2 separate regions of the Homo sapiens genome follow, and region 2 is linked to region 1. A link is a loop called in an ENCODE intact Hi-C map of the cell type or tissue named here. Cell type or tissue: endothelial cell of umbilical vein. All regions are shown on one strand. Each heading gives the region's core, and the rest is flanking DNA. Links, peaks and the distances in the headings are about the cores only.

Region 1 (16,116 bases), core at 1-8,000:
ATCACTTGCTCAATAAATACTTGAGCACCGACTCTGTGCCAGGCCGTTGCAGGGCTCTGGAAATATAACGGCAAACACAGCTGACCTCACCCAGGTCTCATGGGACCTCCAGCCTCACCATCCTACCTCTGCTGGTCCAGGGACACACGGTAAACTGGCCACATGAAGAGGGGTCTCCAACGGGGCTGCTTCACAGTAGAGGAGCCATGGCTGAAACTGGGGTCAGCAGCTACTGGACAAACACATCTGCTCTACTTGAGAACACCAGCAGGGTTGTCATGGGTAACACCAATGAAGAGGAGATCTGAATTTAGGGGAAGCTGCCTGCACTTGGAATTGAGAGGCCCAAGTTCCAATCTCGAAAGGGCTCTCCTCCTTCCATAATTATCTAATCAACTAGGGAGCATAGGCCTAAGCCTATGGGAGCTTAAACAAGCTCCAAAATGCAAAAATGTGAGCAAGAGACCTTGGCACATTGAAGGCCACCTTTCTTCCTTCCACAAGTTAGAACTTCTGGAACTAACTTTGCTCTCCATAAAAACCCTCCCCATTGGCAGACACACAGAAACAACCCCAAGGGTCAGGTTTTTAACTTGCCTGAAATCCTGTGGCCTCTCACATCCCTTTGTCTACCAAAAATAATGGAATGCTCCAGGTGGCTGACCAATTGAATCTAGAAAGGAAGTGAATTGATACCATGAGCTTTGCTGGGCCCCCAGCAATAGAAGCTTCCTAGAAAGGCCATAGATGGGGTTGGAATTTCCATTGGCCCTGGAATATAGGGCCTGGGAGAAAAGACAAGGTCTCAGCACCAAGTCCAAGGTCTTTTCCATGCCATCTGCTGCCCTGAGCAGTGTGCTAACAAGAGTGGGCACCTGTATATTCTGGCCTGCCCCATAAAGAAATCAGATAATTGTCAGGCTCAAGGCAGAGAATATGGGGTGGCTTCAAGCCCCACCTAACATGAGGTATTCCTTCATCTCCATCTGGCCCTGCCCAGCATGCCCCCATGTTCCCACACACATGCTCAGAGCTGGGGACAGGCCCAGCCTAGCCATGCCTTACAGATCTAGGACACTGTTGTGGGGTTTGCAAGCACCACAGTAGCTGGCTGAAGCCTTGGGTTCCTGGTGAGAGACAGAGGGAAGGTGATGTGGGGATGTGTAGTGAAAGAAGAAGACAGAGGTTTTCCTGATTGCTTGACAAACATAAGCCCAGCCCTTAGCTTCAGCCCAGGCTCTGACAACATCAGATCACAATAAACCTCAGGTTGTGTTTACTCCCCTTCCCTGGCTCTACCTCCCCTGGTTTCTCAATCTGTCTACTCTTATCTGGCACTGATAATGTGTGGGCTCTGAAAATGTGCCCTTTGGTCTAAAAGTGTGGGGATTCCAAAAAGCCTCCAAGAATGAATGACTCAATCAAGGCTGAAAAGAGCCACATTGTCCAGATGTGTACATCTGCTTGGACCCAGCTCGCAAAGCACTTTAACCATCTTTTCACAACCGCTGTCCACATGGAGTGAGGCTGCAGGGCCGGCATTCCTACTCCTAGATTCTCATCTTCCTGGATGCATCGTCAGTCCCTGGTTGGGATTCCACCACCGAGAGCTGCGCTGCTCCATGTGACTCCTCCACTGCCTCTGAAGACCCCCTTTAGGACCCAAGGATCAAAATCCCTACCTCAGGGTGCCCGTCTTGTTTTCCCTGTCCTAAAAAAAAAAAAAAAAAAAAAGACTAAGGGACTGGTCATACTGCTCTGGTCTCATTCCAAAGTGGCTCTTACACTTGCTGTTGATAAACTCGATAACTGCTCCTTGTTTAGGTCTCACCCGACCTCTATTCCAGTTAGAGGGCTCCTGGGCCACCCCCAAATATCTGGCTTGCCCACATCTGCACTGCGCCTTTGTTTATGCAGTTACCTCCTTGAACACTTTCCTGCAGCTTTTTTTTTTTTTTTTTTTTTTTTTGACACAGTTTCGGTCTTGTTGCCCAGGCTCTAGAGTGCAATGGCGCGATCTTGGCTCACTGCAACCTCCACCTCCCGGGTTCAAGTGATTCTCCTGCCTCAGCCTGCTGAGTAGCTGGGATTACAGGCACCCAACACCATGCCTGGCTAATTTTTTCTGTATTTTAGTAGAGACGGTGTTTCACCATGTTGGCCAGGCTGGTGTCAAACTCCTCACCTCAGGTGATTCATCCATCTCAGCCTCCCAAAATGCTGGGATTACAGGTGTGAGCCACCGTGCCCAGCCTCCTGCAGCCTCTTATCTGTCATGCAGACTAATCTCCTTTAAGACATGCTCCCAGGCCACTGCTAAAAAGGCTGCAGAATGTGGAACTATTTGATGTCCTAATAGCCCCTGCCAACATGAAAATGACCAGCAGGCTCAGTCATGTTGCCGAGGTTAAACTTCAACTGTTTAAACGCCAACCGTGGAATTTGCAAATGGGTAAATACCATACTCTGTACAAGGAGCCAAAGAATCTGCTCAAAGCAGCTGCTCAATGTGTGTCAGACGGGGCCTTAGTTACAGAGCAACACAGACGGACTAACAAAATACATATTCTGATGTTTCATGAACCTACTACGTCAGGGAGACTAATTGAAACAGCTCTCCTGCCAAGCAGACAATTCCATATGCAGAGGAGATAAATAAAAAGAGGCTGCGGGCTGTGGAACATTAGAGAAAGCCAGGTCCCTCTGAGAGATGTAAGTTAAATATGTTTAGTGTAACCTGAGATACCCCGGGCCTCTCCAGCTTGGACAGACCGATGAGGTTACATTAGGAATAACCTGCATTCCACTCCATGCCCTGGCTGCTCGTGATGAACTTCAGGCCTTAGCAAGGGCTCCATGTCTATTTCTGGGAGTGCCAAGGATGTCTCTTGGTTCCTCATGAGCAAAGCTGGTCCTGCCAACCACCCATTGGGTCTACCAGACCTGGCTGTTTCTTGTCCATACCCAGAGCGGTGGGACCTTCTTGTTGATGCATTGTGAAGTCAAGATCTCGCCCCACTTTTTATGTGTACCCCAGGGCCTTCCAGGATTTTTAGTGAAAGAGCTGTTTGAGAGTTTGAATCATTGATCGCCACGCACATGGCACTCAGGAAGAGCTGAACCAAGGGACAAATCTGAGCATCAGACATGGCAGGTCATCCTCCTCCCCCAGGATCAGCCTCCTCCCCCAGTGACCAAGGCTTCATTACTGGATCCAGCTGCTTCTTCTCTGGCGGAATTCATATAGTCATGGCTGGTTAAGTCTCGGTGTTAGCCAGACCTGCGAGTCCCAGCTCGGGCTTAAGCAGAGTTCCCCATTCAAAGGAATTAGACTCTTTTTCTTTGTTAAATTGCCTTAGGAGGTAATGCTTCTGGACCACAGTCACGGAACACAGACAATTTCTACCACAACATCAGATGTTAATGATATCCTAGGCTCATGCTTGTGTTGTTATAATAGGCTGAGAATTAAATTAATTTAAACAATGATATCTATAGAAAAATTATTTTGCCAGGTGCGGTGGCTCATGCCTGTAAACCCCAACACTTTGAGAGGCCAAGGCGGGCAGATCACCTGAGGTCAGGAGTTCAAGACCAGCCTGACCAACATGGGGAAACCCCATCTCTACTAAAAACACAAAAATTAGCCAGGCCTGGTGGCGGGTGCCTGTAATCCCAGCTACTCAGGAGGCTGAGGCAGAAGAATTCTTGAACCTTGGCAGTGGAGGTTGCAATGAGCAGAGGTTGTGCCATTGCCCTCCTGCCTGGGTGACAGAGCAAGACTGTGTCTCAAAAAAAAAAAAAAAAAAAAAAACCCACACACAGAAAAATTATTTTAATTTATAGAGTGCATACTTTTCTAAAAACTATTAAATGCTTAGAAATTTTAAAAAACCAACTGTGCAACCTTCAGTAAGTTACCATACCACTCTGCCCTTGAAGGTATTAAAAGAAATAACCCCAAATTCCAATAATCTCTAGCACTCAATGAGTCTCTGTAATCCATACTTTCCCAAATATAACCTAGAAAGAAACACCCATAAAAGAACAAAAGAGATAAAAAAATTATTGGAGGAATTTATTGCCTGCCTCCATGTCTATAAACGTTCCATGGACACAAAATACAATCATTCAAATTCCCTGGAAACCACCTATATTTTTCGAAGAATTCATTCTGGCCAACAGTTGGGAACCAATAACAGGTCTAGAGCTCCTAATTTAGGCAGCTGTCCCAACATAAAAGCACAAGAGCCAGAGGTGAGTTCTCCAAAGCTGCACCTGTGTCTGCAAACGTTTACACAAGACCCTTGAATGGAGAACATGCCTTGTAGGGCAAATTCAACTTTTCCAAATGACACTGCTATAAGTTACTACATCTCATCCTCTACATCTCTGTGAGGGATGATGGATTAGTATTAACTGTCTTGCAAATACACATACAGAAACTCAGGTAAGGTCAGCCTTACTCAGTAGATAAACCCCAAACATGAAACCAGCTGGGTCAGCCTGTCATAATTGGATCCCTCTTGCATGTAAAGACAAAGGTTGTCTGCTTGGAGATGGAGAAGAGTTCAGCATAGCTCGCTTTGGGGCCAACTCAGAGCAAGGGTGAACCAATCCTAGCTGTCCTCTGACAAATAACAGCTGGAGTCCTGCCAGGAGCTCCTCCCCCAAGCACTTGGTTCCACAAGGCAAACCCCAGAGAAGTACAGGGGAAAAGAGCTCTCCATTTCTCAGCAGGGGACACCCTGGTCCCCACTGCCACTTTGTTTGCCCTCCAAGGGAAAAACCTCTCAATACCAGGTCCAGGAGCAGCTGGATGGGATCACTCAGAACCCGGCCGAGAGCTAATTCCCTCTTGGCTTCAAAATCCATCCTATGCTTGGAGATGCTGGGGCTGGGATTCTACAAACCACATTCTGGCTTTGTGCCCTGATAGGCTCAGCCCCCAGGGGGAGCTAGAAGGAATCTGCTAGGCTAAAGGAGGAAGTAGGAAGTGGCCCCTTGCTCACTTCCTGTTTGCTTCCTGTTCACTTTCTATCAGCTTCCTGTCCCTTGCCAGACAGGTTGCTAACCCTAGCAGTGCTTTTTCTTCACCCAGGCAGTGGCAACTCCTCCCAGAAACATTTCAATGCAGTTTTTGGTTTTTCCAACACTCACAAAAGCAGCCTCATGGGGGTCCCCTCAGAGACACCAACAAAACATCTCCCCTATTCAGAGGAGGGGGCACCATCCCCACAGGACTCTCCTCAGAGCTCAGAGATACCAGCTGCATTGAGTGGCATCCCCACTCCCCCACCTCAGAAGTCTGAGATTCAGCCCCATGTCCCTTCTCCAAGCAACCACCTTTCAATGAGTCCAGCATCTTCCCCTTGTTCCCAAGCCTCAAGTGTGATGCCTGCTTCCTGTGGTGCTACCTCCATGGATACCTTTGTATTCCCTTCCTGCCCTTTACTGTCACCTGGTTAATCATTCTTTATATTATCTCTAATAAAAGAGCTTGTGTGATTTCTGTCTCCTGCCTGGACCCAGACAAATCACCCACATTTTGGTCCTGAGAATCTGCAGCAGAGACTAGAGCCAGGGACTGCCCAAACCCACCAGAGAGCAGTGTGGGAGGGGACACACTCACCCACCCACCTACAGCTTGCATTCTGATCTGGTTTCTCTTAGCCAAGCTCCGCATGAGCAAGAGCAAGTTCAGATTTAAAGGACACTGTCAAGTGAGTGGTAAATGGAGCTTAACTTTTGTACGTTCTTGGGGAATGGCTGCAGGGACCCCTGGCTAAAACATTTGCATGTTTCTCCTTGTTGGTCAGTAGCGAACTGTAGGGAGCATCCTCATCATAGGCTTGCGGGCAAAGATGATCTTGTTATAGTTTTCAGTTGGACAGTCTCTGGAATCCGCATGTAAGTGTGTGGGTTCTGGGATCATGGTAGGAGCCATGGCCAATACCGAATAAGCGCCCCACATTGATAACGTGGATTCTGACAGCGTGTCCCTGAACACAGCTTTGCCAGAAGACTTGGAAGACTTCCTCCTTTTCGGCTGAATGACGCTGGAAGGTTTATTCTGCCTTGATGCCCAGGGTCTTTCCTCGAGGGCACGCATGCATTCCAGTTCTCTAGTTTTGCTTTTCTCAATGAGTCTTTTCACTGTCTGAGAGGTATAGGTGACATAGGCCGGCCAGGGGTCATGTTTTTCAAGTAGCTTCCGGGGAAGTCCAGTGTTTTCTGTGAGTCCTACCAACAAAGAGAAATGCAGGCCATTTAGAGGCAGTCACATGCAATAGCTTGATTCTTCAAAAAATGGGAAGGCATTGGAACCAGATTTTGAAGTCCTCCCTATTTTGCACCCCTTGTATTCAGTAGGAATAAAATCCAATTCAAAGTGGGGGAACAGAACGACATCCTAGAAAGTCTATCAATTAAACAACGAAAGAATGGTAAGGAGCAAGAGACAGAGTCAAACAGATCTGATTGATTTTAAATATTTGCATAACCTCAAATTGTTTTACCCCTGAACTTCTATTTTTTCACCAATAAAAATGGTTAGTCTAAGGCCTGAGAACTAAAGAAAGTAATATATTTCAAGGGCTTGGAACAGTACACTTAGTGCTTGAAAGCATGGGTTCTGTACTTGTCTGCTCCAAATTCCTACTCTACCCTCTTCATAGCTGTGAACCTTGAACAAGTTTCTTAACCTTGCTAAACTTCAAGTGCTTAATCTGTAAAATGGTGATTAGAATAAGACAAAGTTCATGGAACTTTCTTGTGGATTAAAGATAACTTATGTTAAGCTTTTAGCACAGTGACTAAAACCTTCGGCTATGTCTCCCAGCCTAAACTCTTTCATTTACTTCTAGTTACACCTTATAAGGTAGGTATTCTCCCATTTAATAGAGGACGAAACTGAGGCTGACTAGCTTGCACGACTAACAAGTGGTGGGTTTGAACTCAAGCTTAACAAGGCTCAAAAAAACCAAAGCTTTTCACTATGGTTGCTGGCCAGAAGTTTGGGGTGTTTGCCGAGGGGGGTGGGTGTTGCTAGAAATTCAACGCATTAGTTTATCAAGCAGCCTGTTCCTTTACAGATCCAAAATCATGGGCATGTCAGTCCTTCCCATCTTTCATTAGCAACGTCACTCTATTTAGCAGAAATGATTCAATTTCTCTCCTGCAGCTGCTACCTTCCTCTGTGTTCTTATGTGGTGCATTCTTTCCCTAATTCTATATTTCTTTGGTCATTTCAACTGGAGTTTTGCAGGGAGGAGAGTTAAAAGAGTCATCTTGCCATCTCCAAATTGAATGCAGTTAAAAAAAAAAATGCCGTAAATGGGGATAATCAAGTGAAGTGTAGGTCGTATAGTTATTCCCACGCTGCCTCGTGGCTGTCCAGGAGCTGGAGCTTGTCTGGGGACAGATCTGTCAGTAAAGAATGTGCTGTAGAAGGATTCCATCTCCCTGTAAAAGTCATGTGTGACATTACCTCTCACTAGAAACTTCCCAGCAAGGCCTCCAAGCACAGACTGTTCACCCTTGCCTCCTCCAAGCAAATGTAAGATCTTGTGGGATAGGGCATTTGCATGGATCTGGCAGAGTCCAAATTCAAACGCCTGGAGCAAAATGAGCAGCAACCCCGTTCCATCTCCTGAACATGCTGTGTTCTCTGCCACCATAACAAGAGTGGCTGCCCGCACTATTCACAATAGCAAAGACTTGGAACCAACCCAAATGTCCAACAATGATAGACTGGATTAAGAAAATGTGGCACATACACACCATGGAATACTATGCAGCCATAAAAAATGATGAGTTCATGTCCTTTGTAGGGACATGGATGAAGCTGGAAACCATCATCCTCAGCAAACTATCACAAGGACAAAAAACCAAACACCGTTATGTTCTCACTCCTAGGTGGGAATTGAACAATGAGAACACTTGGACACAGGAAGGGGAACATCACACACTGGGGCCTGTTTGTGGTGGGGAGAGGGGGGAGGGATAGCATTAGGAGATATACCTAATGTAAATGATGAGTTAATGGGTGCAGCACACCAACATGTCACATGTATACATATGTAACAAACCTGCACGTTGTGCACATGTACCCTAGAACTTTAAGTATAATAAAAATATATATTAAAAAAAAAAAAGAGTGGCCGCCCAGTGGCCTCTTCCCACTGCGAATCCTCCAACCCTAGACGGCCCCAGTGCAGGAGCTTCCACTGGTAACACTCCCAACCCTACCTTCTTCTTTCTTCATCCTTCTTGCATCCATCTTCTTTTTAATATTTACTGATTTCTTAACATCACAGGTTCAGATTCCTATGGGAAAATACACTTGTTAGCCAGAGCCTCCTCAAACTGGAAAGCAATTAGTAGCCACCCTGGGTGGGGGTGGTTCTAAGTCCTATATGGTCACTGCATGAGGCTAAGATGACTCCACCCCCTGAGAAGAGGACATGTTTTTTGTGGAGCTGGAGACAGGCCAAGTGAGCCCCGCAAAGGCCTGCAGGCATGGCCTTGCTCAAGAGCTGTAGACTGTCATGATAGTCTCTGGGTGTTCTGCTTTCCAGTCTCCTAACTTTAAAGGAGAGAGGCTGGGTAGGCTGGGGGCTGTGTGGAGGCTGGTCCACAGAGGGGAAGTGAAAAAAAAAAGTCCCCGTTTCAAAACCTTTCTATCTCCTCTACCAGAGTCCAAGAGTGGTCACATTACTACAAGCACGACATCCAACCTGCACTTCTCAGCCTGGAATGACAGAAGGTAGCAGAGATGGGCAGTGGCCAGGAGTCAGCTACCAGGGCCCCAAGCCCAGGCTGAAACATGGAAGTCTAATGCTCTATGCAACCATGCAGGGGGGAAATCTGATGGAAACCATAGTGTAGTGGTTCTCAAACTTGAGGCTGCATCCACCTGGAGAGCTTGTTAAAGCCCAGATTGCTGAGCCCACCTCCAGAACTGCTGATTTAGCAACCGCTGTTTTAAGCCAAAAGGGGGAAAGAAAAAAAAACTACTGGAGATTTGTAAGGTTATATTATTAACTACCTAGAGACAAGAAATGAGTCCAGGAGATCTTTTTGGTTCCTTTCCAGCTCTAAGACACATGCGTATGCCTAAGAGTTCATTACATTTCTATATTCGATTTTGCCATCTCTTTGGCCTTTAAGCACTTAAAAGTGCCATGAAGCATTTCTACTATCACCTGCAAAAGCCCATTGAGAAAGAGTCTCAGATAATTCTGAACAGCTCCCAGATGATGCTGGTGCTTTTGGTCTGGCGATCACACTTTGAGAACCATGGGTCGAAGGCAGTGCTTCTCAAATTTTACCAAGTACTAGAATCACCTGGAGACCTTGTGCAACCACAGACACCCAGGTCCCACCTTAGAGATTCTGATTCAGTAGGTCTGTTTTGAGGACCTGAGAATCTGCATCTCTAAGTAACTCCTAAATGATACTGATGTTGCTGGCCTGTGGTTCATACTCTGCGTAGCCCTGGTTTAGACTGAGTAGTGGGTGTTAAGCCTTTTTTATCAGCTGCCACGTACGTGAGGGCTGACTCATTTCTGCATGGAACACTCCTCCGAGATAAGCAGTTCCCAGGTTTTTCATCCCCCTTTTTCCCTAATCAAGGAACTATTGTGGAATGGTAGTGAGTGTGTCATTGACAGGGTCAACTTTAAATTCCACTATTTTTATAGAGTAAATTATTCACACATTCCAGCATTTTATTATAACACATCTAACAAAGGATGGCATCCCGGAGATTCATTCATACTCCCAAAAAAATGCTCTTTTTGTCAAACCTATTTAGAGACAGATCTTACAGAGTCCCTGCTGTGGGTATCAGTGCCAATCTTCCACAGCAGTGCAGTTCTAGAAGAATTCACAATGTCATTATTCTGAGGCTAGGGAAGAAATAATGCTCAAATAGTCATCTAACGTAGAGAAAGTTTCATGTCATCATTTTTTTTTAATTGTAAGGTAAAGCATCTTAGTTCTCCTTCTAAGACCTACCATAAGGCTTCAGAATCTAAAGTCACCCATTCCAAGTCCCCCATAACACAGCACATGACACGCAAGTGGCCACCCAACTTGGGCCTGTCCACCTCTAGTGAAAATAGAACTCTTTACTTCTTCCATATTTTAGCATTGTTAGAAATTTCTTGGCTGGGCGCGGTAGCTCATGCCTGTAATCCCAGCACTTTGGGAGACCACGACGGGCGGATCACCTGAGGTTGGGAGTTCGAGATCAGCCTGGCTAACATGGTGAAACCCTGTCTCTACTAAATATACAAAATTAGCTGGGCGTGGTGATGCATGCCTGTAATCCCAGCTGCTCAGGAGGCTGAGGCAGAAGAGTCACTTGAACCCAGGAGGCGGAGGTTGCAGTGAACCGGGATCGTGCCACTGCACTCCAGCCTGGGCAAAGGAGTGAGACTCCGTCTCCAAGAAAAAAAAAAAAAAGAAAGAAAGAAATTTTTCTTCATCTTCTCATCTGTAAATAGGATGCCAGATGGTGGAAATATGTTTCAGCTGGCAGTATTTGGAGGGATTGGGAGTCATTCCTTTCATCATTGCTTCTAAGTTTCTAGTTGATGAACCCTGAAGCCTCAGGAAAGCCCAGTCTTACAAACATTTGTTTCCAGACTTGTGTGCATCTGTGTGACCCACCATCCTGCTCAGAGCCTCTGGCCAGGACTCACCTGACCCCTACAGCTGTGCCGTGTGGCTGATAGGACAAGTCTACGAATGGTGGGTTTTTCTCGTACCTGCTGAAGCAGGAACTAGGAAACGATAAAAAGAACCAAGGGAGGGAGTGTTTGAGACTGCCTCAAAACTCATGGGGAGGACTTGTTTGTTTGAAAATAACAGGAGACAAATAGTTGACATTAAGTCTGAAGAGAAGCTGTGGGCTTTTATAATTTCCTTCAATTCCAGCACAAAGGTTCCATTTTGTGTCCCTGTAAATGAAATGCAAACCAGCAGTCTACAGACAGAAACAGCATTGACGGGAGGGGCAGGAGGCAGAGCGTTGAAGCGGCTTTCTTGTTTTTCCTACAGACACAAAGCCCAAGTTCAGACTACTGGGCTTTCAGAGCCAGCTCCCCACTCCCCCGCTCAATCTCTCATCCCACCATTTTCAGAATCTAGTCTGACAGACTAGGTTTGGCCTAAATCATTCAATTACCTGGAACGTGAAACAATCAACCTTGATCACCTTCCTTAACTTCTTAGGACCTCAGTTGTCACTTACAAAATGAGGAAGAGGATGAACTCCTGTCCCAGAAGACACAGTTCTGTAATTTCTTTTTTTCTTTCTTTTTTTTTTTTTTAGAGACAGGGCCTCACTCTGTCACTCAGGCTGGAGTGTAGTGGCACGATCGTAGCTCACCGCAGCCTTGAACTCCTGGGCTCAAGCAATCCTCCTGCCTTCACCTCCTGGGTAGCTGGGACTACAGGCACACACCACCATAGCTGGATAATTTTTTTTTTTTTTTTTTTTAGTAGAGACAGGGGTCTCGCTATTTTGCCTGATCTCAAGTTCCTGGGCCCAAGCGATCCTCCCACCTCTGCGTCCCAAAGTGCCGGGATTATAGGTGTGAATCATAACACCTAGCCCACAGTTGTTTTAAAAATGTCTGGTAATTGCTTTCTTTGCCATGTCTGCTGCGAGAATGAAGACCGTTCTCAGCAATCAGACTGCTAACATTCTAGAAAATGTCAACATTACTCTGAAGGGACACACAGTTATCGTGAAGGGCCCCAGAGGGACTTCAATCACATCAGTGTAGAACCCAGTCTTCTCGGACAGAAAACAAAAAAGGCTCCGGGTTGACAAAGGGTGGGGTAACGGAAAGGAACTGCTACCGTTTGGACTATTTTACTCATGTACAGAACATGATCAAGGGTGTCACACTGGGCTTCCACTACAAGTTGAGGTCTGTGTATGCTCACTTCCCCATCAATGTTGTTATCCAGGAGAATGGGTCTCCTGTCGAAATCCAAAATTTCTTGGGTGAAAAATACATCCACAGGGTTTGGATGAGACCAAGTGTTGCCTGTTCAGTATCTCAAACCCAGAAAGATGAAGGAAACAACATTGAGCTTGTTTCAAATTCAGCGACTTTGATTCAGCAAGCCACAACAGTTAAAAACAAGGCAATCAGGAAATTTTTGGATGGTATATATGTCTCTGAAAAAGGAACTGTTCAGCAGGCCGATGAATAAGATCTAAGAGATGTCCAGCTACAGAAACAAGATGCCGGATGATTCCTAAGACCTACTTGTGATATTTAAAAGATGCAATAAAAGACCTATTGATTTGGAAAAAAAATGTCTGGAAATTAAAATGCTTCTAAACCCAGTGGTCCCCAAACTTTGCAGCACATTGGAATTACTAGGGATCTTGGAAAAATACAAATGTAGGTGCCCACTCCCAACATCGTGATTTGATTGGAATGGGATGCAGTACAGGCACTGGAATTAAAAGTGTCCCAGACAATTTCTCTGTGCAGCAAAATTTGGGAACTGCTGTTCTAGAATCTAAAACAAAAACAAATTGAAGATTTATAAAATATTATTATTAACTACTTAGAAACAGAAAAAGAACCGGGCGCGGTGGCTCACACTGTAATCCCAGCACTTTAGGAGGCCAAGGTGAGTGGATCACTTGAGGCCAGGAGTTCGAGGCCAGTCTGGCCAGCATGACGAAACCCCGTCTCTACTAAAAATATAAAAATTAGCCAAGCGCAGAGAGAGAGAGAGAGAGAGAGAGAGAGAGAGGTCCAGAAGATCTTTTTAGTCCCTTTCCAGTCCTAAGACACATGCTTTCACTCAAGAATCCCTGATTATAGTCAGCACTGCATCTCAAGGGCCTTTAAACATTTAAAAGGGCCATGAAGTATTTCCACAACCACCACCTGCCAATACCAAAATTGACTTAGATCAAAGAAGAAGCAGTGGCTTTAAAGTACAGAGCTAAGGAAACTGTGGCCGCCATGGGACTCTCATGCAAATCTAATGATCTCACCCTCTCTGGCCGCAAGCTGCATCCTTATCTCAGGAAACCATCTTGCAAAAGGATTTTACGGGTTCCAGGCAGGATTGATGGATTAGTGCTCTGGCACAAATCGACCCCACTCAGACTTTTTGCCCTACTAAGGCTGTGAAAGTAGTTCCATTTACATAGTCATGATGAGTGGATTATTATCTCAATCTAGTGTTTCCTAAACTGTGTCCCACAGAATGCAAGAATCTCTCCTCAAGATGTTAATAGGTATTACTTAAAGAAAAAGAAGGGGCCCATGGCAAAAGCTGCCCTATAAAGCCATACAGATTGTTCAACCCAGGAGTCGCCACATCTTCTAAATCTGCAAGATTTCAGGCCTGTCCTCAGTCAACTAAGTTAGAAAAAAAATGCCATGTTAAAAAAATTCCTTTGGAGCAGGATTTTCAGAGTCTGATATATGTTAACTTGTTCTGTAATTCTCCAAAAGGAAGACTGAATATGCAGCATCCCCTAATCTCATTTGACCAAGGAATCACTCATTCATTCATTCATTTAATGCGTGGGTCATCTCATGGAACTAGCAACCAGTGAAAAAATGTTCTTCTCCTGCCCTTGTTTTGGAATTGCAAGCCTCAGAGAATGTTATGGAGTAAGAGGATAGAATGATGAACTTGCTCAGGGTATAACAGGGTCTTCAATGAATCACCTTCCCTGAAATCAGCTGCAGAGTCCCCAAAACTGTCCCTATGCAGAAGAAAAAGCTCCACTGGAAACAAGACCTGTGTTCACTCTGTTCAGCCTCTTTCTTCTCTTCTCTGCTCCAATCTGCAAGGCTTCTTTTGTTTGTCTCACCTCCCACTTTTCTTCCTGAGCCATCCCTAAGTGTCTTGCCTGGCCCCAGAAGGAGAATCACATTTTCTCAAACAGGAGCCTGATGCAAACCCTCATTTCACCTCTGCATTTTATCCTCTTTGACCTTCCATCTCCTCCCTGCCCTCTGCTTTTTTCTTTTTTTCCTTCCCTCTAGCCACTCCTCATTTATGTTTGGCTAAAGAGGAAGCTACCACTAAAGCCAGAAGTGTCTTGAAAAGCTTATCTCTGAGATCTGGAAAGATGCTCCTGAGCAAGGATCCACTTAGCAGAACTTGCGGTTTCCATGCTGATCTCCACCCGAATGGGCCGACAAGAGACCCACAAAACTGCCCATCTCACAGGACCAGCACATGTGCTGACTCCCTGAACTTCAAACAGAAACGCTGGGAAGCACCGAGTGCACACCTACGGATTCTCAGTGGCGCCCCCTTCTGACTCTCTCCACTTCTTTACCCCGCCCCTATCCCATGGAAACTGTCACCATTGCCCCACCTCTAACAAATGGGTTCTGCGGGGTGCACACAAGAAGATGACCATTTCTTGTGCCTTTAGTGACACAGACACTGGGGACCCTTGGGAATCGTAGAAATGTTAAGGCAAAGGGCAATGGGAGTGGGGAGGGGCGAATTGGTCTTTCGGGAAAGAAGGCATCTCTCTCCCTCTCCCTATGCAATAATTTGCTGGACACGTCTTCCTCTCTAGCGCCTCTCCCCAGAAACGAACACACACACAAAGGAGAGAAACAAGTCCATTACCGCACTATCTTTAAAAAGTCACGTTGCATACAGTGGGCCATTTGGTAGTGTTAGCATGTTCTTATACAGACCGTGCCTCTTTCTGGTGGATCAGCTGTCTCTAACCACATCAGGGTGGGGAGGTGGGAGTCTGATCAGAATTGCTCATCTTCTAACACAGACTTGGCATTACTGATTCATCACTTATGATGGGAAGGAGGGGATATGTTGCTTCTTGATAATGCTTCTATACTTTATTTTCTGTAACGATTATATGTGTACGTTGAGGGCATTTTATTTTCCAATGGTGAAAACGCAGTTCAAGTACCTATGGCCATTCAACATATTCATTCATGCACACATGCACACATTCAAAAAACCTATCCTGAGCTCCAAACATTACTCTTCTAAGAGGGACAGGTCCTGCACTCACCCAGGACCCACTGTGGATTTTCCACATTTGCCTCTTACTTTGGGATCTACCCTTCTCAATGTCAAGGGTCCGCAATCCAGGTTTCCCGTGCTGATAAATCCAGACTAATCATTGCTATCTGTGTTACGAGAAACAAAAGCAGAGGCCTCCCAGTACATAGGACAATACATGTTCCATCAACCACTCTGCAGTCAGGTACTGACTAAGCATCTCATACATCAGGCAGGCACTGAGTCTTGGTTCAAGGAGCTCACAGCCCCATGAGGAAGACAGACCACCAGTTTCCTAATTCAACCTGGGTGGGGAGGAGTGTCAAGAAGGAGGTTCAAGAAGAGAAAATGGTTATGCTGGATCTCAAAGGGCAAAGGAAATGATGGGCAGTGGGCATGGTTTAAATGCCAGCCTCATTGCTTCCAAATCCTGAGTGAAGTGCTTCCCCACTCGGGATCCATGTTCTTCTTCCAGCATGCAGATAATATAGGCAGTTTCCAAACAGTGTGTTTTCTGCATGTGAATTATAATGCTGAATTGGCTGAAGAAACACTTTATAAATTCACTGCGGGAAGAAGCATTAGGCACTGTATACTTATCAGGTACAACCATGAATCTGAATTTTATATTTATCCAAGGAATATTCAATTACAAATATTAAATTCCCACTTTAAGATGACATTGGAAGGCCCATTAAGCATAAAACACATGTGGTCATTATCTATTGATCTATTATCTACAGATCAAGTTCCAAATTTAAAAATAGAATTTCCAGAACTAGCCAAGCAGGCATAATCAGAGGAGAGCTTTTCAACCTTTTTCTTCCATGGACATTTTTGGGGTAGGCTTGTACACTGGCAGACTGGACAAGTAAGAAAGATACGGAGAAACAAGCAGCAAGAAATAGCCCTACAAACTCATATTCAGGAAAGCAAACATGAAAGGCTTTAAGCAATTTGTGCTCAGAGACCCTCTCTCTGCCTGACAGCTCCTGAGCAGTGTGACTATTAAAATGTGTTGCCTCATAATATCTAATCAATCAGAAAAAGGAAGTCCTGCTCCGTTGAAAC
Region 2 (16,174 bases), core at 3,218-11,217, 54 kb after region 1:
ATGTGTACGTATATGAAGATATATATGGTACAGAATGCAAGAAATATACAATGTTGCCTTCTTCCCCTCAGATCATTTGTTTTGTTTCTGGCCAGTGAAAAAATTATATGAAAAAAATGGAAATTCCTTCTCTTTATTTGAATGGCTTCCCATAAAATATGAGATTTTCTACATGGAACTGAAACGTTAAGCATGTAAGGCTCTCAGCTGCAAGAGAGAGTTCTATAAGTTGAATTGCGTCCCCAGAAAAGATGTTGAAGCCCTAACCCCAGGACTTGTGTATATGTGACCTTATTTGCAAACAGGGTCTTTACAGAGCTAGTTCAGTTAAAATGAAGTCATCAGGGTGGGTCCTAATCTGGTATGGAGTCAGAAGAGGGGGAAATTTGGACAAAGAGATGTGCACACAGGGAAAATACCAGGTGAAGATGAAGACAAAGATTGGGGTGAAGCATCTACAAGCTAAGGAATGTCAAAACTCACCAGCAAACCACCAGCAGCAAGGAGAGGGCCATGGAACAGGTTCTCCCTCGCAGCCTTCAGAAGTAACCAACTCTGCCAACACTTTGATCTCAAATTTCCAGAACTATGAAGCAATAAAGTGCTGTTGTTGAAGACATCCAGCTTGCGGTACTTTGTGATAGCAGCCCAAGGAGCATAATACAGATAAGCACTGGCTTAAGCACAGAAAGCAGCAGCATCAGGACTCAGTTCATCCAGGTTTCTGTAAGTTCTGCTTTCCGCAGTCTGGGCTCCACTCCCCAGCAAGTGGTCACTATGTGGTGGAAGTGGTCACTACGTGGTAGCCCCCAGAAGCCCCTGACTTACAACTTCCCAGTTTCAAGTCCTCTCTTGGAGGAGGGCTTCTCTTCCCAGGAGTTCCAACAAAAGACCTGAAATCAAGTTTTAGTGACTTGAATCTTGGGGAAGGGGCCAGCCTCCACCACACCACAGGGTCTGAAAGAGGGATGAAGATTTTTCCTTGTGGAAAATCATTACCAATTATATATCATTACCAAAGAAACAGCGGGTGGAGGCTGAATGCCAAACATGCAAACACACGAAGGTATCTGGAATACATTTTAACACAAGGGATCTGTGCATCCATCCAATCAACAGGTATTTATTGATTCATTCATATTTCATGAGTGACTATTATGTGCCAGGCACCATACTAGTAGCTAGAAATAAAACATATAATGATCCCGGCTCTTATGGAGTTTATATCCAAGCAAGGGGAAATAGTTGATAAAATACAAACCTAAAATGTAAATTATATAGGATATTAAAGGTACTGTCAAGCTCTAAGAGAAAAGAAAATGTAAAGCAAGTTCAGGAAAGTGTCCAGTTTGTGATGTTTGGCAGGCAAAACACAGCATGCTTCATTAAAAAGTAACAGTGAAATAAATATCTTTTAAAAAATGAGCTGGAATAACTATATGGGTATCAGAGAGAAGAGTGTTCCAGGCAGAGAGAACAGCTTGTGCAAAGGCCTTGAGACGGAGAAGTGCCTGGAAGTTCAAGGAACAGCAACAAGGCCAAGCAGCTGAAACAGAGAAAGCAAGCGGGGAAAAGAGTGAGAGATGAGGTCCAAGGTCACAGGAAGCCAACTCACATAGAGCTTTATAGGCCAATGTGTGGACTTGCACTCATGTTGAACGATGTGGGGAATTGTTGCAGAGTTTTGAGCAGAGGAGCGGCATGACCTGATTTGCATTTGTAAAGGACCTCTTTGGTCCCTTGAGAAGGATGAAGGAAGAAGATCAGTTAAGAATATTTGCACTGATTCAAGCAAGGGATGATAAGGGCTGTGTTCTAGATATGTTGAAGATGAGATTGACAAATTTCTTGATGAATTGGATATGAGATGTAAGAGAGAGAGGAATCAAAGATGACTGCAATGTTTTCAGCCTGAGCAACTGAAAGGGTTGACTTGCAATCATTGAAACAAGAAAGGATGCAGGGAGAGCAGATTTGGGGTGGGATTGGATTAGGAGTTCTGTTTGGAATGCATCAAATGTGAGGTGAAGAAGTTCAGGAAATGCCACCTGAAAGCTGATGCTTTGGTGTGCCGATTACTTTTAACTGAGGGCATTTGGGGAGCAGCAGATGCAGGCAGAGGCTTTCTCTGAGCTCCCCTTATCTGCCTAAGGACAGATCCTCCAAAAGGAATTCAATTGTCATGAATTCCTTCCCCAGGAATCTCATCAACCAGGGAAGAACACAGGAAAGGAGATAAGATTGACACCAGCACTGACAGACCATCACTTACTCCTCTCAGGCAACGTTTATTACCTGAGAGACGTTTAACAAGACAACATTTATTTGCCACTCATTTCCTCCCCTCACCCTCCCATAACTTGTTCCGCTACCACCCCCCAGAAGTTCCAAGTCCCTATTCCTTTCTGTAGCTGAGGATGCTATACAAGCTTCAATCACTTAACCTCTCAAGTCTCATATTTTGTGGGACTCCCATGTCCCACATAATTAATGTATTAATTAATTAATACATAATTAAACGTAGTTTTTCTCCTGCTATTCTGTCTTATGTCAATTTAATTCATAGCCCAGCCAAGGAGCCTAGAAAAGTAGTGTCTACCAGAGAATTGGTGAGTAGAGAGGTCAAGCAAGAATAAGCAAACACCTAGAGGGCATTTGGGCTGCAGAGATGAAGTTTTTAGTAGAGACAGGGTTTCACCATGTTGGCCAGGCTAGTTTCCAACTCCTGACCTCAAGTGCTCCGCCCACCTAGGCCTCCCAAAGTGCTAGGATTATAGGCGTGAGCCACCACACTCACCCTAAAATAATTTCTTAATAACTCCTACCACACTAGCATTCAGTCCATTGCAAGAAGATATTTGAAACTTAGAGACTGGGTGAGGTCACCTAGGAAGTATATATAGATAAAGAGAAACCAATCTGAGTCCTGGGGTGCTCCAACATTTACCACCTCCACGGCTATCACCCAGGCCCAAAACATCCTCAACTACATTTCAGCAGCCTCCTAACCAGCCTCCCTGGTTCCACACTTGCCCATCTCCATTTATCTCCACACAGCAGGCATAGTGGTCCCATCAAAATCAGATCCCACCACTCCTCTGCTCAAACCCTGCAAGGGGCATGCAGATGTGGTACATCCATATAACAAGATCATATTTGTCAATAAAAAGAACTCGGGTACGGATACATGTTCCAATGTGGATGAACCCTGAAGATATTATCCTGCATAAAATAAGCCAGTCACAGAAGACCCTATATCCTGTGGTCCATTTACGTGATATGACCAGCATAAGCAAATCTGCAGACAGAAAGTACATTGATGGTTGTCAAGGGTTAGGGGAGAGAGGAATGGGGTGTGACTGTTAATAGGGATGAAGTTTCTGAAATTACACAATTCTATGAATATACTAACAACCACTGAATGGTACACTGGCCATGAGTGAATTTATGGTACATGAATTCTATCTCCATAAAGTAGTCCCGCCTTATCCACAGGGATTACATTCCAAGACCGCCAGTGGATTCCTGAAACTGTGGATAGCACCAAACCTGATTGCCATTAGTCAGAACGTGGAACATGTTTCTGTTCATGTCTTCTACCCACAAATTTAATGCTTTTTCCATCTTAACTAAGCACTTGTCATACATCATGGTCATAGCTTTTGCAGTTTGAATTGCGACAGCAAAACTAGTAGGAATTTCTTTTTCCTGATTCACAATTTCACAGTTTCACAGATAGAACATTCGTTCTTTTTCTTTCTTTTCTCTTTTCTTTTCTTTTTTTTTTTTTTTGAGATGGAGTCTCGCTCTGTCACCCAGGCTGGAGTGCAATGGTGCAGTCTCGGCTCACTGCAACCTCCACCTCCCGGGTTCAAGTGATTCTCCTACTTCAGCCTCCTGAGTAGCTGGCATTACCGGTGCGTGCCACCATGCCTAGCTAGTTTTTGTATTTTTAGTAGAGACAGGGTTTCACCATGTTGGCCAGGATGGTCTCAATCTCTTGAACTCGTGATCTGCCACCTCGGCCTCCCAAAGTGCTGGGATTACAGGCTTGAAGAAGGTTCATTCTTACTGTAGAACTTAACAACGTCAGCAGATGTTTTTTTTTCCGTCATTGAGAACTTTCACCTTTTCACTTGAAGGAAGCACTTTATGACTTCTCTTTGGCATATCTGAATTGCCAGCACTGCCACTCTTGCACCCAGGGGCCATTACTAAGTAAAATAAGGGTTCCTTGAACACATGCACTGCAATGCTGCCACAGTGGATTTGATAACTGAGTCAGCTACTAAGTGGCTAAGAGGTGCAATTTAAAATATGAATTATTTCTGGAATTTTCCATTTTATGTTTTTGGACCACAGTTGATGGCTGGTAACTCAAGCTGGTAACTTTTGGAAAGCAAAATTGTCAATAAGGGGAGGGACCACTGTAGAGCTATTTTAAAACTCTGCCCTGGCTCCCCCTACTATGCAGACAGAAGCATCATCATTCAAAGCCTCACATTCTACCGACGCTCTCTCCCCAATCTCTGATCTTCACTTCTCCTACTGTCCCCCTCCTGGCTCCTCCTGCCCCAGCCACTGTAGCCTCCTTGTTGTGCCTCAAACATGCACACTACAGACGCAAATCTTTGCACCTGCTCCTCCTTCTCCCTCCATTTATCTATGTCATTACTATGACATATGTCACTACTTTACCTCTCTCAAGTCATCATCCAAACATCACCCTGTCACTTGCCAAAGCGGCCCTCCTGGCAGCCCACATCTGCCCATGGTGGTGGTATACGCTCCCCAATCACTTTCTTGCTTCATGTTTCTTCATTATCCTTCTGATTATTTAGGCCACTAGATACTTATTCATTTTGTCTATTACCTGCAACACCAACTAGAAGGTAACTTGCACAAGGGTGGGAATTTTCACTGGATGTATTCATTGTCGAATCCACAGGACCTAGAACAGAGGCCAGCACCCAGAAGGCACTCAATAGACATCTATCTTCAGTGGTTATGTGGTTATTTCTGTGCACTGTCTTATGGGCAACCAGATTTCTTTTCTGAGGTTGTTTGTTGTTTGGGGAGATTTTGGGGCCTTGCAAGTTTTGTACAATGAATATACATTACTTAGATAGTCAGGAAAAAATGTTATATAAGGGGGAAAAGTCCTACCACTGCTGCCACTGCCTGTGGGATGCAATCCTGAACTCCTTAGCAGGCGCTGGCTTTTCCAAAGTCAAAGCTCTTCCTCCCCTCCCTTTCCACTGCCCTAGGTCAAAATGAATCCAGTGGAGTCCTGGTTCCCCGAGATGAAAGTAGATGTTCTCTGAAACAAAAAGAGAGAATTCCCTGTGCTTAAAAATGGTTAAACAGGTTTTGTCGTGTTTGGTTTGGTTTGCTAAGAGCCTGCAGTAAGCTTTGCACATCGTGGAACTCTAAGAAGGCCACATAGTGGGATACCCACCCTGACATATTTGACCCCAGAACCTCCTCTTTTACTGGCTCATCTCCAAGGACTCGAGTTCCAAGGAACAAGTCCCAGGGACGTCGCCCCCATCAGACAGGACACTTGGCTGTGCAGCAGCCCAAGCTCCTGGAATCCTCTCCCCTCCTCCACCTGTAGAAACTCTACCCATGCTTCACAAGACAGTCCTGCTTGTGCCCTATCTAGGAATCCTTCTCTACTCTCAGCCCCTCATTCCCCTGTGTTTCTACAGAACATCACATCTATGATGAAAGCTCTTATCATGGTCATTGCTCCAGCTGTCATCAACAGCTGTCATCAACTGGTGTCTTCAACACCAGACTGCAAGCCCCTCGGGTGCAGCAATGGGGCCTCCTCCACATGGGTTTCCCAAGGGCATGGTGTGATGCTGGGCTCTGGGAATGTTTATGCCCCAGAACTGCCACTTTGGAGGCAGGTGGGCCTCCCTTCTTGGGGTGAGCAGCCCAGCAAGCAGGCCGGCGAGGAGCTTCATGCAGCATCCTTTCCGCTTCCCCTTCTCAGTATCTCTGCCTAGGGACAGAAAGTCCCTGGAAACCTAGGGGTGAGGATCTTGGGTGTCTTTTTCTTAGCTGTTCTCTTTATCTTTGGAATTTCTTTAAAAGGCTGTTTTTTAATTTAATTTTTTATTTTTATTTTCATTTTTATTTTTTTTTGAGACGGAGTCTCACTCTGTCATCCAGGCTGGAGTGCAGTGGCACAATCTTGGCTCACTGCAAGCTCCGCCTCCTGGGTTCACGCCATTCTCCTGCCTCAGCCTCCCGTGTAGCTGGGACTACAGGCGCCCGCCACCATGCCCAGCTAATTTTTTTGTATTTTTTTTAAAGACAGGGTCTCGTTCTGTTGCCCAGGCTGGAGTGCAGTGGCACAATCACAGCTCACTCTAGCTAATTAGAAAAAAAAAATTGTAGAGGAGGGGGTCTCACTGTGCTGCCCACGTTGGTCTCAAAATCCTGGCCTCAAGCCATCCTCCTGCCTCAGTCTCCCAAAGCACTGACATTACAGGAGTGAACCACTGCATCCAGCCAAAAGGCTGTGTTTAAATCAGAGGACCCGGTATCTGGAATTAACCTGGCCTGGCTATGATGGTGTCATATTGAGTCTGGCATCTTCTGTTAACTTACTGGTTGGCAAAGGAGCTGTTTGGAAAATAAAAACTGCCTTCTCTGTGGGAAGAGGGTCGATCTGCTGTGGGGGTTGGGGGGAGTGGAAAGCACCTTAGATTGAGAGTCAGGAAGCTCACATTTGAGTTTTAACAATGTCACTAACATTATAAAGGTTTAGGGCAATCACCTAACTCTTCCAAAACTCTAGTTCCTTAATTCTAAAGTGGAAGAATTTTAGGGATCCTTCACAGCTCTAAGACTAAAGATCAACTTAAAAAGAATAACCCTTGGGGTATCTATTTGCAGAGAACTGTCTTTCTTTTTCCTTTTCTTTTTTTTTTTTTTTTTTTTTGAGATGGAGTCTCGCTCTATCGCCAGGCTGAAGTGTAGTTGCGCAATCTCAGCTCACTGCAAGCTCCGCCTCCCGGGTTCACGCCATTCTCCTGCCTCAGCCTCCTGAGTAGCTAGGACTACAGGTGCCCGCCACCACGCCCGGCTAATTTTTGTATTTTTAGTAGAGACAGGGTTTCACCATGTTGGCCAGGGTGATCTCGATCTCTTGACCTCGTGATCCACCCGCCTCAGCCTCCCAAAATGCTGGGATTACAGACGTGAGCCACGGTGCCGGGCCTGCAGAGAACTGTCTTTCAAAACGTTCTAGTGACCACATAGTACAGTCTCACACAGGGAGGCTCCGTGGCCTCCACCACCAGCCAGCAACGTCAGAGGGGATTGTTCACGCCCTTGCTAGTGTCTTCCAAGATGGTCCTTTGAGAGGTTTGTAGTAAGTTTGTAGAATACTGGTGAGTCGGTCAGGGACAGCTTGAGTATGATTCGCAACCCCCAAAACCACCTCCCTATGGGCAAACCGTATCCACAGAGCACATTCATAAGCCTGATTTAAAATACTCGCTCCTTGTGCCTCAGCCATTACTCTCTTTCTGTCCAGGTCTCTTATTCTGACTTAGTGGAAAATAAGGTTGTTACAGCAATGGCTCCATTCGTCCTGTGGGCAAGAAACTCATGGAGAGAATTAGTCAATTCTTCCTGGACATTCGGGAGCTTCTGGGTGGAGGGAAGACTGCGAAGCAGAAACAAACAGAAATCCTAGAGAGGCAGTCATCTGAGCATTCGTCACAGGGGCACTCCTAGGATCCACCCTCAGAAGCCGTGAAAGGCCCATTGATCTGGCTGGGGCAGGGAGTGGCCCTGAGCTGGTGACATCTCAGGCGAGGAAAGGCACAGATGTCTGTGCTGGCTGTGATAAGAGGCTTCTCAGGAAATCTGAGTCACCTCGGGCCGGCTCTTCGAAGCATAGAGGCCCAGCAAGCACCACAGCCTGGAGGCAAAGCTTCCTGCTAGCCCTGGGACCCTGGGACTTTGCATTTCCTGTTGGTGTCCTTTGACTTGGGCAGCCACCACCCCTGGGAAGTTTTCCAACACCCTCACTCATGCATTTTGAACCTGGTGTTCACAGCTCTTTGTCTCTGCTCATCTCGCTTTTGTTTCCTCTGGAATGTTCCAAGCCCCCTGCATCACCCCATGCCAGGAATCTGACATCCCAGAGTGGAAGCCGGCTTCATGTTACTCACCCCACCCTGTGATTTCCTGATGGAGGATCCGGAGACCTGAACTCTGGTCCAGGTTTACAGACAACTCATAATCATGGTTGAGGCCCCTTTCTAGGCCTTACTGTTCTCATACTTTTAACTGGGGATGGGGGCAGGATGGGAAACTTTTGGAAAAACAGACTTTTTAAAACTGGAATGATGCTAGACATTTATTTGCTACTACCTGCTGGCTGCTGCCTGTCATTTCATCATTACATAGAAAAGAAATGCTCCAACATTTTGTCATGCATTTACTCCTTGGTATAAGGGAAGGATTCAAGAAACGTCTTATGGAAGCAAAAATAACAGTAAATTATGCAAAGGCACTGGTTCCCTTCAGGGGCTGGAGTAAGACTGGTGAGAGTCGTGGGAAGGGAAGAAGCACAGAGAGAAGATTCCACTTCACGCATATTTTTTAGGGTTTGGCCTAAATAAAAGGACTTTCAGAGATTATAAGAGAATATTTGTGTTTAAAAAAAACACGTTAGATAAATTTAATAGAGTTAATTGAGCAAAAAATTATTCAAGAATTAGACAGACTCAGCACACCCACAGTGACTCTGGTGCATGGTCGGAGAGGATTTATAGACAGAAAAAGAAAGTGATCTACAGAAAACAGAAACAGCTAGGCTGCTTACGGCTCCGTGTCTGCCTGATTTGAACACAGTTTGAGCAGTTGATCGCCTGTGATTAGCTGACACTCAGCTGCTCTGATGGGCTGACACTGGGCTAGTGGCTACAAGCCTCGGTTACAGTCTCTGTACACATCCAGTTAGGTTATCATCTGCACAGCGGAATGTTTAGGTGGAACTTAAAATATGTAAGGAGGCAGCTTGGGCTAAACTTGTTAACATTTGCTAGAGAAAAAAAAAAACATCTGGGAGTCAACCAATCCATCTTTGATTTCTCAACTATGGAGACCACCACCTTGAGCATCTTCTCTAAGGTCCCGTAGCCAGGAGTAATACCTGGTATCTTGACTTCATAGCCCATGACATTGGACAAGCCTCTCAACCTCTCAGGTCTCAATTTCCTCAATTGTCAAACAAGGATGACAGTAGGATTGTGGGGAACTAATGAGTATATTTACTCGATTTTGAAACAGTAGGTGTGCAATAGATGTTACATTGCCATCATCATCATCGTCATCATCATCATCGTCATCATCGTCATCATCATCATCATCATCTCACTATCACTACAGCTGCTGTTCCTGCCACCCAGGTCTCCCAGCAGCAGGTTGTCCCCTAGAACCACACCCAAACCATCCTCCTAACCAATGCTGTGCACCCTTCAGTAAGACTTTTCAAAAATGGACATAAAACAAAATAGTTCTTAAATGAGCCTACTTCTATTTTTCACATCCCCATTTCCCCAAGACGTACCTGTGCTCCAGATGGAAAACCATCAATTACAATCCTGCTCCTTCTGCGGCAGGGCAATGGGGAGTCACCCAAAGGAGCAGCGATGCTCAAGCCCCCCACAGAAGGACCCCCAGACTCCCAAAGAGAAATGGACGTGAACGTGGGTGAAGTCTTGGGCTGATCAGAGAGCAAGCAGGGCCAAGGGACATGAAGACAGGTGTGTTCTTAGAGACTGGTCACAGGAAGGAGCAGACTACCTGCCCCCTGCCCCCTAGTCCAAGCCTGGTTCTAGGTTAGAAGCGAATCAGCTGGAAGAGGAACAGCTGCTGAACAGAAAGCACAGCCTTGTGCCCTCCCAGAGAGCAAGGCATGGCATGCACAGCCTGCCCCAGGCTGCTGCCAGGGCCACCGCGGGGGGTCAGCTTCCATTGCTGAGCTGTGCTACGCCCTGGGAGCACCAATCTTTGTCAAAAGAATGGATTTGTGCAGCTAAACCCCACAGGGCCTGGCCATTGTGGACCTGTCTGTCTGCATTTCAACTCTGGGCTTCACTCTTTGGTGAATGTGAATCTCCAGCGGCACAGGCAGCCAGAACAGAAACGCCACGCAGTCTCACCCTGTCATGCCAAGAGCTTTGTCCGCTTTGGGACAGAGCCCTGTGCTGGGAGTCCATTGGGGAGACTCACAGGGATCCAGAAACCTGCTCCTGCCCTCAGGGAGCCTGCTGTGTAGCCTGGAGAAGGAACTCATAGGCATTTGCAGTACTGTCTATCTTGGGGTCTGTCATTCTCATCTAAATTAATGTTAACAGCACTAACTTAGCCTTTCTTACATGGGTGTGAAAACCACCAACATTCCTGGTATTAGGAGGTGGGCCTTCAGGAGGTCATTGGGTCATGAGGCTGGAGCTTGATGAAGGGGATTAGTGCCCTTATAAGGGGATAAAGAGACCAGAGCAAGTGTGCTTGCTCACTCCCCTTCTCTCCCTCCCTCCCTCTCTCTCCCATCCTCCTGCTCTCTCTCCCCTACTCCTCCCTTTCTCCCTCACCCACCCCCTCTTCCTCTTTTCCTTCCTCTCTCCCTCCCTCTCTCCCTCCCCCTCTCCCTCTCTCTCTCCCTCTCTTCCTCTTTCCCTCCCTCCCTTCCTCTCTCTCTCCCTCCCTCCCTTCCTTTCTCACTCCCTCTTCTCTCCCTCCCTCCTCTCTCTCTCCCTCCCTTCCTCTCTCTCTCTCCCTCTGCAGATGCCTGGCCATCTGCAAGCCAGGCAGAGGGCCTTCACCAGACACTGATCTCTGCCTTCCCATCTTTCAGAACTGCAAGAAATGAATGTCTGTTGTTTAACCCACATCTTGTTACAGCAGCCCACACTGGGCAAGATAGTGCTATCCAAAGAAAAGGTAACAAGTCCAATTATTCACTACATTTTCACATATTTGAAAAGCGTATGCAAACAGTGTGTTCCCAGTAGTCCTTTTTTTTTTTTTTTCTGGAGACAGAGTCTCGCTCACGCCTGTAATCCCAGCACTTTGGGAGGCTGAGGAGGGCGGATCACGAGGTCAGGAGATCGAGACCATTCTGGCTAACATGTTGAAACCCCATCTCTACTAAAAATACAGAGTGGTGGTGGGCGCCTGTAGTCCCAGCTACTCGGGAGGCTGAGGCAGGAGAATGGCGTGAACCCAGGAGGCGGAGCTTGCAGTGAGCCGAGATCATGCCACTGCACTCCAGCCTGGGCAACAGAGCAAGACTCCGTCTCCAAAAAAAAAAAAAAAAGAAAAGAAAAGAAAAGAAAAGAAAGAAATTATATTAAACCACTCCCTGGGAAGTCAATTAATTTTCTGTAGAACAAGTGCAAAATAATACTTACCAAGAAAAAAGCTCATTAATTTGGTCACTAAGAGAAGAAACCAAAATATAGACACATCTTCTAAATTATACCCAAGTAGCAAAAACAGTACACACTGTTTGTAAGATGCTGGAAAAAGAGACTCCATGATAAATGTTGAGCTTAGCATAAAGCAGTTGGCTTTTATTCTAATTTATTAATAGGCAAATTCCTTTATCAGATGATATTGTTGGATACTATAATATCAGTAATACCACGTATAAGAGCACTTACTACTGACAGTGACTGCAGATGTTTTCATCTGTAATTTGTCTAAGCCAGTGCTTCTCAACAGGGGTCAATTTTGCCCCCCAGGGGACATCTGGCTAAATCTAGAAGTATTTTTCATTGTTACAGCTGAGGAGGAAGAGGGACAAGAGAGTGCTACTGGTGTCTGTGTGTCAAAGCCAGGAAATCTGCTAAAATCCTACAGTGAAAAAGCCAACCCCCAAAAAGAATTTTCTGACCCAAAATGTCAGTGGTGCTGAAGTTGAGAAACTCTGATCTCAACCACTAATACACAGAACATGAACCAGCTGTATGAGGAGAGACAGAGGAGGGGATGGGGGGGGTGGAGGAGAGGAGGAGGGAAAATGATAAATGAAGGTCTTGAAGACTTTTTGTTCTTTTAAAATTGATGCTGTAGAAGAAGAGATGTTGTTGTAGCTAAGATAATGATTACTTTCTGATTCATGAAGCTCAGAAGGCATCTTGCCCTCCATATGATGAAAAGCTAGATATTGGTACAGCCTGCTTGATTAGCAGAGGTTAGGCCAACAACTGACTGTCGAAATAAATCATGAAAACTGGGGATATGGTCACATTGTGGTCACTGAAAGTTCATCTTTTAAACTTCTCTTGCGAAGAAATGAGCCCAAGTTCACGATTCTCCTTTCCCACTCAGAAGAATGCAGTCACTCAAAGGGAAAAGTACTTACTTGGGGTTTTGAAAGGAGAACTCAAGTTAATTTTTTTTTCTTGATGAAAGCTATGTCAGGAAAGGCCATTTTTACCACTTCAAGTTAGCTTAACGTGGGTGATATATCACATTGATATTTTGAAGATGGATTTTTCAAGGCAAAAGCAACATTCCCACTGGGAGGGAATGGAGTTCAGAGGTGGGCTTGCTGCCATTTGGGGGCTCTCTTATCCACCTCCTAACTTCGTGCTTTGTAGTTAACCTTGTGAGAGAGAGCAGGGGGCAGGAGGCCTTCTAACAAAGCTTAACTGTGTTAAAATAATTAATTGGGAGGCTATCAGGCTGAGGCAGCTGCAGCATCTTGGGTTCCTACGTAAGCAAATCAGAACCCAACTCAATGCAAGCAGTGAAATAAAACGTAAGCCTAACCAATCAGAAACAGCCAACTAACCTCTATCTAGGGACTCTCCACTTTAACCAATCAAATATTTTCTTTGTCTTGCTTTCTTAAACACTTTATGAAAGGTTCTCCTGAAGCCGCTGCTGTGTAGCACCCAAACACCTGTCATCCAGTGCTGCCCAGTTCATGAACTGCTGAATGCTCAAATAACGGTGTTAACATTTTAATGCGCCTGAGTTTATCTTTTAACAACTCTTTTGCTTCCCCTTCATCTTTCTCTCCTCCATAAGAAGCTTCTAATCTCAAGTGATAATATTTCAACCCCACAATGGGAAAGAGACCAGCCACCAGGAGAGTGGAGTAGACAATCCTGCATGGGGTATCCAGGCTTCTGAGCCTGAAGTAACTTCATAGAGTCCCACACACCCTTCAGGGTTAGGGAGCAGCCACATGTTTGTTCTCCCATGTAGCACAGAGGGGAGCAGGGATGGAGCTGAGAGCCAGCAGACCTGATGTGTGAAGGCCAGGATGCCAAAGCAGATACAGTGGGGACCACATGACTCAAGACCAGACAGGGATAAGGACACATCACTGGGTACCAGTGCAGACCTATTACATCCCTATGACTGACATCTCTCACCACTACCCCACTCCACCCCTGCCCCACTGTTAGATAATGGGTGTCCGAACTCAGATACCTTTCCTGAAGGACACTGGGAGGTGGAAGAATTCTAGACTTAAATTTAAGAAAGAAACACAGAAAATTCTTGAAGTGACTGAGTTCTCAATTGGTAAGACTGTGCTTTCTGGTATTAAGTGAAACTGAACCTCAGGATTGAGACTCTAGTCTCTAGCAATGATAGTAATACTATAATGATTATAATAAACAAAGCTTCCTTTCTTGCAAAGCCAAGTTACAAGGCTTGAAAATGGGAGCCAACCCCCACCCACCCTACACACCAAATTTGTGCAGAAATGTAGAGGCTGAAAATAAAATGTGGATTTTTATTCTATAGATGGGGCAAACAAAGCTCAAGTGCGTAAATACTTACCCTGGAGTCACCAACATCAGACGATTAAAAACCAAAACCTGAGGACAGCTATTTTTGCCTTGGCTTTCATTCTAACTACCATACAAGCACGTGCTCAATGACTATGCAAGAAGTGCTTTGGCCTCAGAGACATTTGGAGAGCACCGAGAACAAACATCTGTAATTTAGAACGTTTCCTTGGAACAGATCATTTGAGCGTTGGGGTCTTCAGAAGCACTAGAAGTTCCTTTACAGAAACCAGGGTGAAGGCAGGAACTGGAAAGAGGAGGTGGTTAAAAGAAGCTGGAGTTCTGAGAAGCCTGTGGATCCTTTTCAATAGAAGAAAATAAGCAGTTTCAGACAAGTTCTATCTTGAAATTTCCATACAGATGCAAGTTCCCAGAAAGCAGCAAGTTAATCCCAACAAGTGATAGCTATAGTCAAAGCAAGTCTTTTTCTCCTGGCAAGGGGGAGAGGGCGTAACTACACAATTCCCATCATTTTTAAAGCCATCCTTTAAAGCTTACCCCAAAATTATACACACACCCCACTCACATAAATCAACTACAGAGCTCATCAAACCTTAGAACTGAGAAGTGTTTCCAAAATTATCCAGTCTAGGGACCTCATTCTGCAGATAAGGACTCAGACACCCAAAGACAGTGTGCCCCACCCATTGTTACCAAGTCAGTTAGAATTGAAAATAAAACTCTGGTCTTCTAATTCCTAGTGCAGACCACTTTTATCCATTGCTATCATTCTAAAAAAAAAAAAAAACAAAAAACAAAAAAACAAAAAAAAACTGGTGATGCTGTTTGTTTGTCCAGTACTGACTTTCTCCAATATGACAGCAGGACACAGCAAGGAAATAAAACATAACAGTGTAATTGGAAAGAGGTAAGTGGACAAGAGACTTCAGTCAGGTGGGCACTGGCCCCTGAGTGAGGAATTAAGTTGGTTCCAATAGTCTGGAGCAGTGGTTTCCAAATGTTTTGATCACAAGTCATTAAAAAGTTTGGGCATTAAACTTTTTAATGACGTGATCAAAACATTTGGAAACCACTATATATAAAAACATATATATATGTGTGTGTGTGTATACATATATATATATAGAGAGAGAGAGAGAGAGAAACATAGCAAAAGATAGGGAATTTTAAAAGATGATATTTTTAAAATAAATTTTAATAGAAGTTGACATGATACAGGTGAATCTCTATAACAAATATATCTCCCAAATTTCAGTGGCTTGACAGAATAAAGTTTCTTTCTTTCTCATGTTGGGTTTGGTAGAGAGGGCGTTGGCCCCTTGCATTCATTTGAGGATGCAGGATCTTTCCATCTCATGGCCCTTTCATCCTCTAAGGCCTTGGAATCCTCTTCTTTTAACCAAAGAATGGAGAAAGAGAGGAAGACTTGAGGCCTGCATGGTGCAAGGGGACTTAAGACCTAGACCTGGAAGGGGCAACATTATGGCATCATGGCTGCCCTGACTCCATTCGTCCAAAGGCAGTCATGTGGTCCCAGCAAGGGAGGCTGGGAAATGTAGTCTAGCTCATGCTTGGAAGGAAAAGGCAATGAGGTTTAGTCAATACACAGCAAACTCTGACACAGAAATTCAAGTCTCCCCATATCCCAGAAAAGTTTTTGAGCACTCTGCAAGGTTTCCCATTTGGAAACTATTAGCCTGGAAGATTAGGCATAGACTGACCCTGTCAGCCCCTATTCCTCTCCCACAGAGCAGGACTTCCTGAGGAGAGCCAGATTTAGGGCTAGATGGGAAGATGTTAATAATAGCTAGCATTACTGACAATTTACCCTGTGTCCAGCACCAACTAAGCAGTTTACACGCATTAACTCATTTAATCCAGCAAAAACTCAGTGATGTAGATGCTATTAGTATCCCCATTTTCCAGATGAGGAAATGAACTTAAGCCCAGGGAGACTGAGTAACCTGCCCCAAATCACACAGTGTCAGATATGGAATTTGATGTCCATCACTGGCTCTAGAGTCTGTGCTGTCCATCACTACCTTGTGCTGAGTCTAGAGGGAAAATGGGAGATAATTCCCAGCTCTGCAGGCTTTCCACACCAGGTAAAGACAGGACAGAAGAGCAGCAGGCTGCGGCTGAGGTGGGTAGGTGCCACGAGTGGGGCTGTACAGGGAAAGCAGAGTCAGACAGGGATAGAAGGGTGGGCACAAGGTAAGTGGGAGTGAAGAAAAGTGAGCTTGCAGAGTCAGGCTATTGGAGCTCAGCCATGCCATTCAGGAAGCAAGTGCAGCATGGAGGACTCAGAGAGCCCAGGTAGTGCCCAATGCCCAGAGGAGCCCCTTGCACGCCGGTCCCTGTCCTTGATTAAA

The links. A loop is a pair of places that touch in the nucleus more often than their neighbours do. Peaks named below come from ENCODE experiments on the same cell type or tissue, not always from the same donor. Only the 100,000 strongest peaks of a DNase experiment are listed, where the experiment ranks them.
Region 2: it touches region 1 in a loop (4-fold over the local background); 17 of 110 quality-filtered maps call a loop at or near these places.

Annotation. Positions count from the first base shown.
Region 1 is chr17:15,431,958-15,448,073 of GRCh38, forward strand. It overlaps TVP23C-CDRT4 (TVP23C-CDRT4 readthrough), which reads right to left. Exons shown (of 6, transcript NR_037924.2): 5 at 8,251-8,328; 6 at 4,058-6,243. It overlaps CDRT4 (CMT1A duplicated region transcript 4), which reads right to left. Exons shown (of 4, transcript NM_001204477.2): 3 at 8,251-8,328; 4 at 4,058-6,243. The coding sequence starts at 8,281. The coding sequence ends at 5,816. It also overlaps the pseudogene RPL9P2. Among named protein-coding and RNA genes, the nearest start is that of CDRT4, 28 kb to the right of the region's middle. In endothelial cell of umbilical vein, for the core only: a CTCF peak has its summit at 4,939 (motif pointing right); no DNase peak of the experiment used is centred there.
Region 2 is chr17:15,483,015-15,499,188 of GRCh38, forward strand. All of the region lies in intron 4 of TVP23C-CDRT4 (TVP23C-CDRT4 readthrough), which reads right to left. Among named protein-coding and RNA genes, the nearest start is that of CDRT3, 20 kb to the left of the region's middle. RefSeq lists enhancers at 7,332-8,531, 7,821-8,115. In endothelial cell of umbilical vein, for the core only: no CTCF peak of the experiment used is centred there; a DNase peak (open chromatin) is centred at 7,897; H3K27ac peaks cover 2,244 bases.